Regions from separate parts of the Homo sapiens genome. Here all the other regions are linked to region 2. A link is a contact called in ENCODE Hi-C or POLR2A ChIA-PET data. All regions are on one chromosome and are shown on one strand. The core of a region is the stretch at or near the end of the contact, and the rest is flanking DNA. Distances in the headings are between cores, read along the strand shown.

Region 1 (2,762 bases), core at 198-2,697, 340 kb after region 2:
GCTGGGCACGGTGGCTCACGCCTGTAATCCCAGCACTTTGGGAGGCCGAGGTGGGTGGATCACGAGGTCAGGAGATCGAGACCATCCTGGCTAATACGGTGAAACCCCGTCTCTACTAAAAATGCAAAAAATTAGCCGGGCGTGGTAGGGGGTGCCTGTAGTCCCAGCTACTTGGGAGGCTGAGGCAGGAGAATGGCGTGAACCCGTGAGGCGGAGCTTGCAGGGGGCCAAGATTGTGCCACTGCACTCCAGCCTGGGCGACAGAACGAGACTCCGTCTCAAAAAACAAAACAAAACAAAAACCTTTCATATTTTTTAAAAAAGGAAAAATGATATTTGAAAAGAGTTTAAAACATGTAAAAATGAATGTTGTTCACAAATAGCATGGTTGCAGACTATAAAACAAGAAAATAAAATATTAAGAAAAGACAGGAAGGAAATACATCCTAATGCTCACAGAATTTATTAACAGGAGTTACAGGACAATTTGTATGTGTCATCCTATTTTTTTGTGTCTTCCAAATTTTTCTATAAGCACTGTATTACTTTTATAACCACATCAAACCAATCAACCTTATCACTTAAGAACATGCAGTTTAAGTATCTAGTTTTATATTAAATATTCAATATTAAGAACTGAATTAACAAAGTATGGTATAATAACAAAATACAACATGCAGCTTTTAAATAGCCATGATGAAAGATATGGAGAAACAGGAAACAGCTTATAAGACAGTTTTGTGGAAAAAGTCAAAGATAAAAATACACACATATTGGCTGGGTGCCAGCACTTTGGGAGGTCAAAGTGGGCGGATCACCTGAGGTCAAGAGTTCGAGACCAGCCTGGCCAACATGGCGAAATCCTGTCTCTACTAAAAAAAATACAAAAATTAGCTGGCCATGGTGGTGCACGCCTATAATCCCAGCTACTCGGGAGGCTGAGACAGGAGAATTGCTTGAACCCAGGAGGCGGAGGTTGCAGTGAGCCAGGATCAAGCCACTTCACTCTAGTCTGGACAACAAAGCAAGAATCCGTCTTAAAAAAACAAAACAAAACAAAACAAAAAAACAAAAACACAAAAACATACACATATTAATTATAACTGGTAAAATATATTCACATGTAGATGATAATCTACAAAAGATGAAAATGTATCAAGAGTGGCATTATGCATTATTTTAAAAGATTCTTTAATATTATAACACTTTTCATGTAAAAGTACCTATGAAAATGTTCTTTGCTAAAGATACCTGTAAATTGTTTCACACTGTCTAAAACAGCTTATAGCCATACCAAGAATCCACTACTGTACTAGAAAATGGCAGGCAAACTTGAGGTTTGTCAGGCTTCCCACAAACACTCCCATAATACTTCATTCAACTCATGGTTGGTTTCACTTTCACTGTGGGTGGATGTGCACATGGGTACAACCTTTCTGGAGGACAATCTGGCAGTATTTGTTAAATGTTCACTCTCTTTGAGCATTTCCACATCTGGGAATCTGTCCTATGAAAACAATGCCACACATGTACAAATCCAAAGGTGGTGAGAACAATCACCTCATCTATCTAGGACAGTGGGAGGCTGGGGGCTGTGAGAGGGACAGTTTCATTCAGAAAAGCTATGGAGAGAGATCTAGAATAACTACTAAATTTAAAAACCTATGCAGTTATGATTTGTTGCCCAGTTTTTCTATTTTCTTTGATGTCTTTATTTTTGGCAATCAACCAGAAATAAGGGTGTGCTACAACTCTGCATGTTCCAATCATATTCATGCCAGTACAGATATGCTAACAAACAGAATCAATTGAAATAAGCAGGTTTTAGATTGTTTTCTGTTTACCTCCTAACTTCATAAACAGAATTTAGAATATGGCAACTATTTAATTTGAAAACAGGGATGTGATGAGTCAATTTGAAGACAGTCATGGAATAAGAGTCATACGTGCATGACTCTGATATTTTTGCTTAAGTAAGAAAGGTCCAGATTTTAGGTTTGGGCTCCTTGGGTTTGTTTCTTAAATAAGTTGTATTTTCATGCATCTATTCATGTTTTACATAGAGCGTTTTGGGTGCTGCTTTCTGACAACTTAAAGTGAGACAAATTTCTCATTATATATTGAGCCTCTTTATGGTTGACCCAAAGTCCAAAAATTCTGATCAGGTCAAGAATATAGGTTAAGCTAAACTTGGAAAATAAGTTAAACTTGGAATACAAGAATATAAGTTAAGTTTTACTCTGGCTGTAAAGGAGCCAAAGTAAAAACACAAATAATTTCAAATCAAAGTGAAATCAACACTAGATTTCGCACTGTCTAGAACAGCTTATAACCGTACCAAGAATCCACTACTACACTAGAAAATGAGAGGCAAACTTTAGGTTTGTCAGGCTTCCCACAAACACTCCCATAATACTTCATTCAACTCATGGTTGGTTTCACTTTCACTGTGGGTGGATGTGCACACTGGACTACATCCAGTGCAACACTGTAGTGGGCAGTTTTCAGATTTAAAAAGATGAGAAAGGCTGGGAGCGGTGGCTCACACCTGTAATCCCAGCACTTTGGGAGGCTGAGGCAGGTGGATCACAAGGTCAGGAGATCGAAACCATCCTGGCTAACACAGTGAAACCCCGTCTCTACTAAAACTACAAAAAATTAGCCAGGCGTGGTGGCAGGCGCCTGTAGTCCCAGCTACTCAGGAGGCTGAGGCAGGAGAATGGCATGAACCCAGGAGGTGGAGCTTGCAGTGAGCCGAGATC
Region 2 (2,700 bases), core at 201-2,700:
GCCTCCCAAAGTGCTGGGATTACAGGCGTGAGCCAAGGCACCCAGCCCTAATTTTTGTATTTTTAGTAGAGACAGGGTTTCACCATGTTGGCCAGACTGGTCTCCAACTCCTTATCTCGTGATCTGCCTGCCTTGCCTTGAGCCACTGCGCCCAGCCCACAAGTGCACTTTTAATGTTATGGACTCTACTATTTTTTATGACTTCCAGAATATGCTATAACTTACACCCCATAGTTTAATATTCCCAATTGAACATTTTCTTCCAATATCTGTATTAAGAAAACTGCAAGGGGTGTCTTTGTCACACTTAGTGAGGATTTCCGCAGGCTAGAGTCCTACAAGGGGAATTGCTGGGGCAGAATGTTAACTAGTTAGGTATGAGCAGAACAGGAGAGCGCTCCCCACCCCACACATACCAGGACTATTGGGTGACAATCAAACGATGGTCAGGCGGTTCTTAACTGTTTCTCTAACGTTCACCGGGGCCAGCGAAAGGCAGTCTCCTAATAGAAAACACCTGAAACTGATCAGTAGCTTCCCAGTAAGATCTCAGGAGTGGGGAGAAGCAATGCAAGTTCCCCAAAGTATGCCAACATATAAAACTTCAAGTCAACAGGTCAAGCTGCGCACTTGGTTTCTCAAGTCGCCTGCTTGGCAGTCTTCCAAGTTGTACTTTCCTCCTTTTCTTTCCGTCCCGTTCTAAAGCTTTTTGATAAACTTTTACTTCTATTCTGAAACTTGTCTAGGTCTATCCTGCCTTATGCCCTTCGTGGAATTATTTCTTCTGAGGAGGCAAGAACTAAGGTTACTGCTGACCCCTACCTATACAGGGGGTAACTGCCACCGCTAACAAGAAGGGGAGAATCAGCTTTTCTTTCTTTTTTTGAGACAGTAAAAGTCTGCTGTGTCGCGCGGCTGGAGTGCAGCTGCACGATCTCGGCTTACTGTAACCTCCGTCTCCCGGGTTCAAGCGATTCTCCTGCCTCAGCCTCCCGAGTAGCTGGGACTACAGGCGCGCGCCACCACGCCCGGCTAATTTTTGTATTTTTAGTAGAGAAGGGGGTTTCACCATGTTGCCCAGGCTGGTCTCGAACTGCTAACCTCAAGTGATCTGCCCTCCTCGGCCTCCCAAAATGCTGGGATAAAGACATGCGCCACCGCGCCCGGCCGAGAATCAGCTTTTCTCTCACATCTGATCTTTCCGTGTGTTAAGGCAGAAGCAAGGCACGGTGGGCTGAGACTCACACGCCCCCTCTTTCCTCCCCGGCCTAACGCACTCTTCTTTCTGTCCCACCACGTGCTGTGTTCGCGAGTCCCCATCACTCCTGCATCCAAACCGACTAGATTTTTGTTTCCATTTCCCTCCCGGAAAAGGCGGGACAGCGAAGACTGGCGTTTCCGCCGCTGAGGGGCTGAGGCCGGGAGGGCGCAGCGTAGCCGTCCCGAGCTGATGACGTCAAACGCCGTGTGCTCACCCACGTGTGGTGCCCCTCTCCCGGTGTAGGCGCTGGAGCTGAGGACGCCTTTCCTGCGGGCGTAGTTGCTGGCTGCTCGGGCACTGGGACCTCGGCGGCTTGGGGACGCTGGCCGCGAAGTAGGGAGCGCAGGTGGCCGCTCGGGGTGAGGGCCCTGGGTCATGGAGCACTTCTTGCTGGAGGTGGCAGCCGCGCCGCTGCGGTTAATCGCAGCCAAGAACGAGAAGAGCCGCAGTGAGTTGGGCAGGTTCTTGGCCAAGCAGGTAAGACGTGAAGGGAGAGGGAAAGCGCCGGAACGACTGGGTCGCCCCACTAGTAAGCTTCCTGCGCTCCCCCGCCGATACTCGCCGCTTTAAGTGGGGAGTGGTGCAGCCTCAGGTCAAGCTGGCCCCCTCCTGTGGGCTGGCGCAGGTCGTGGAGGTTTCCGAGCGTGTTTGAGGCGATTGGAAGGAGTCTTTTGTTTTTATCTGGGGGAGCCTTCCAGTACCCTTCCCATCGCCTCTCACCCCTATGCAAGCGCTTTGGCTGCTTGTGGCAGAGGTGGCCTTCCCAAAGGAATGTGGTTTGTTTTTCTGAAATTGAGGTTGCGTTTCTGCCGTTTTGACAAGTGTACGTATCACCTAAGTGTGCGTAGTGCAGCCACTCCTGTTAGTTTGGGGAACCATCGACAAATACTGATTGCATTCCTGCTGTGCGTAAGGAACGGTGTGGCGCTGTGAGAAAGTGGATAGATAAATTCGTTACGATCTCTGCCATGAGGGAAATTTGCATCTGTTTTTGGAGACAGTTCGTAAACACTTACAACAGCTGAAGTACAGAGCAAGACAGCTCATACTCACTGTAACTAACTATACAAATTATAAGGTTAATTAGAGTTTTCTGGGAAATAGGTCTTCGGGCTTTTAAGAACCTTCTCATTGACTCCTTCTATCTGAGTTGAAGACACTTTTTTTTTTTTTTTGAGACGGAGTCTCGCTGTGTCGCCAGGCTGGAGTGCAGTGGCGCGATCTCGGCTTACTGCACCCTCCGCCTCCCGGGTTCAGGCGATTCTCCTGCCTCACCCTCTCAGTAGCTGGGATTACAGGCGAGCGCCACCATGCCTAGCTACTTTTTGTATTTTTAGTAGAGACGGGGTTTCACCATGTTGGCCAGGATGGTCTCGATCTCTTGACCTCGTGATCCACCCGCCTCAGCCTCCCAAAGTGCTGGGATTACAGGCGTGAGC
Region 3 (2,700 bases), core at 110-2,609, 400 kb before region 2:
TGGCTCTGCCGCTGCCATGTCAGGTAAAGTTTTCTTTGTACGTGATGAATGGCAGAGAATTCTTTAGCAGAAGGAACCAAAGGAGCTGGGAGGAGGAAAGGGGAAGAGAAGAGCGGAAAAGAGAGAGAAAAAGAAACACACAGCTCCAGAGGGACATAGCCTGTGCTTTGCAGTTGCTTGTGTGGATAGAAACCAGATGGTAAGCTGGAACACCCGCTTGGCTATCTGAGGAGCCAAACATATGGTTAATGGTCGGGAGAAATAGCTTTCAGAGCCAGGGCTTTGCTGACTGCCTCATATTACAGATTGTTACAGTGTGTCATTACATTGCCAACCTAAGTGCTTAATACCCACTGCAGGCGCTGGGCATACACTTACAAGAAAGACTTTTAGCTCTTTGCTGGCTCTAAACAGAGAAGTGACATCATAGGGAGGCTGAAAATGTCTGGTGTTGGAGGTGGGGAGAAGGATAATTTTGTAGTGGAAACAACAATTTTTTTTCTTTTTTTTACAAGCCTTCACTCCACTGAAGTCTACTGTTTTCTGAGAACCTTTTAATACTAGACTGGTTCTCTCACTCTCTCAATCTCTCTTGCGTGCACTCTCACTCTCTGTGTCACACACACACACACACACACACACACACACACACACGGAAAGGAAACCGAAATTCACAGCCCAGGCCATGTCCCCCAACTCCAGTGGATTTGACAGGCCTCGTTCACCTGGAAGCCACATCACTGACTCAGAGGCCCTGCATTTGAAGTTTCTGTTTGGGGAGCTTTGGGCAACAGCAGGCCTGTGTTATCTAAGGAACTGCTGAGCCCATTCATCTGCTTTTCACGGCCCGTTTCCTTTTATTTTTAGCCAAATCCGTCAGGCCTGACAGGCGGGTAATTCGAGCCAGAGAAAGGGCAGAGCTCCAGGTCCTTTCCACAAAGCAATTCTTCTCCTCCCTCCTGGGAGGGCTCCAGACTTGGCCTGCTTCAGGCAGATGGATTTGTTGAGTCATGTGAGATCATTTACACAAAAACACAGTGAGGCAGTGGAAATTAAAAAAAAAAAAAAGAAAGAAAAGAAAAAGAGGAGGGTGGGGGAAGAGGAAAGAGGGGAAGCCAGGGGAATGTGCGCTGCCCTGCTGCTGAGGAGCATAGGAATTTTGCAGTGAGGCAGCTAGACTGAGGAATGCCTAGAGTCATTTGTGTATAAGGTAATGTCTAGTTTACAGAGTGGGGCGGGCCAGGCGAGGACGGCGCCTCCAGCAGCTTGCCTCTGTTTAAAAGAAGAAGGTGTTGGGAAACTTTAAAAAAATTTTTAGAGCAACACCCACCAAACAAAGACCACACTGTTGACAGCGTTGGGTTCCAGTAGCGGTAAACTACCAAGGGGCTGGTTTACAGAAAATGAGTTTGCTCTGTGATGTCATACAAGTTTGCTTTGTCCTGACGCCAACATGACACTGAGGCAGCAGAGGAGGGAGAACAGGAAAATTGGAACCGTACTCTTAGTTAATGGTTTCCAGAGATTATTTAGCAGGACTTGAACAGAGGGAGGAAAATATTGTGAAGGATTGCTGCGAGGTGTACCATAATTGCGGTAGGTAAAACAAAGTCATTACTATGGTTTTCTTGCTCAAGAAGGATTGAGCAATGACTTCAAAATGCCAAGTAAGGTATTATTTTTCCCTACCACAGTATTTATTTTCCTTTAGCTTCTGGGGCATTAAAAAAAAAGACCAACTCTCACATCATGGCAAACAGTATTAATGTTAGTGAATCAATTTTGTTTACTGTTTATACCACAAGCCTTTAAAACATTCCATTAAAAAATTGTCTCCCGCTCATTCATGAAATTCTTTTTTTCCTTCAAATTTGCTTACATGCATTAGCTTTGTTTGGATAGGGACTTTTTCCCTTTTTGGCTGGAGTAAAAGAATGCATAAAAGAATAGTGAGTAGATTATCTAAATGTACATTCTTACAACAAATGTAATGAAAATATGCCGCGTGGATGAGAGGGAATATTTGAAAACAGAAAGAAAAACAGAAATGGGGAGCATTTCAAAATAGTCACCCTGATTATCTTTGTTATGATGCATTTCTTCAATTCTGCATTTATTTAGAACCCTATTGTGCAGCTATTTCTTTTAGCCACCCTAGATAGAATGTAGGTCAACATCAACATTGTTCCTCATATTTTGTTGGTATTTTAAAAGTTGAAACATTTTGCAGTTTTTTCCAGAGCTAGATATTCTTAGGTTATTTAGACGGTTTTAGTGACCATAGAACTTCACGTATAAACTCCTTCTGTTAATAGCTACCACTGAATTTTGATAGTAGACACTCAGATCACACCTTGACCTGGAGTAAACAAGGCACTGATGATATTGATGATAACATAGTCCAACACTGAAGCTGTTCCACTTCTTCCAGGCAACTCTGATGGTCTTACTCTGTGTAAGTTACAGCTTTTACTTCGCTCAAGGAGAGAACTGGTAAATTTTTATGGTTGTTAATTGTTTACATTTTGGGGACCCCAAGTTGCATGGTGCCACATTATTATAATGTGATTATGAGTTGGCATGATTTTAAGTCTACCCATATCCTTGAATGTTCCCTCCCCGTCAGGATTTCCCAATCTCAGCACTATTGACATTTTGGACCAGTAATACTTTATTATGGGGTGTGTCCTGTACGTGGTA

The links. A loop is a pair of places that touch in the nucleus more often than their neighbours do. ChIA-PET counts read pairs that join two places held with the same protein, here RNA polymerase II (POLR2A). Pooled maps may share reads with other maps.
Region 1: a pooled map shows a loop between it and region 2 (2.8-fold over the local background). The contact joins the enhancer-like site here to the promoter of MDN1 in region 2. A Hi-C loop is called at or near these places in 1 of 168 maps with a recorded cell type or tissue (tibial artery) and 1 of 50 pooled maps. POLR2A ChIA-PET finds 5 or more read pairs at or near these places in 5 of 52 experiments (GM10248, GM12878, H1 and 1 more).
Region 3: a loop to region 2 is called in a map of sigmoid colon, with 3 times the contacts of the local background. The contact joins the enhancer-like site here to the promoter of MDN1 in region 2. A Hi-C loop is called at or near these places in 4 of 168 maps with a recorded cell type or tissue (B cell, ascending aorta, sigmoid colon and 1 more) and 13 of 50 pooled maps. POLR2A ChIA-PET finds 5 or more read pairs at or near these places in 6 of 52 experiments (AG04450, MCF 10A, WTC11 and 3 more).

Annotation. Positions count from the first base shown.
Region 1 is chr6:89,474,481-89,477,242 of GRCh38, reverse strand. All of the region lies in intron 1 of ANKRD6 (ankyrin repeat domain 6), which reads right to left. Among named protein-coding and RNA genes, the nearest start is that of ANKRD6, 43 kb to the right of the region's middle. Within about 2 kb of position 1,447, at least 2 of the 41 ENCODE cell types and tissues checked have a DNase peak (open chromatin) inside an H3K27ac peak, as active enhancers do.
Region 2 is chr6:89,818,544-89,821,243 of GRCh38, reverse strand. MDN1 (midasin AAA ATPase 1) reads left to right here and starts at 1,450. Exons shown (of 102, transcript NM_014611.3): 1 at 1,450-1,738. The coding sequence starts at 1,637. RefSeq lists enhancers at 513-1,132, 1,133-1,752, 1,407-1,796, 2,373-2,700.
Region 3 is chr6:90,216,875-90,219,574 of GRCh38, reverse strand. The region is part of intron 3 of BACH2 (BACH transcriptional regulator 2); the gene reads left to right. Among named protein-coding and RNA genes, the nearest start is that of BACH2, 79 kb to the left of the region's middle. RefSeq lists an enhancer at 1,208-1,866. Within about 2 kb of position 1,359, at least 38 of the 41 ENCODE cell types and tissues checked have a DNase peak (open chromatin) inside an H3K27ac peak, as active enhancers do; they include B cell, ascending aorta and sigmoid colon, where a contact is called at or near this core.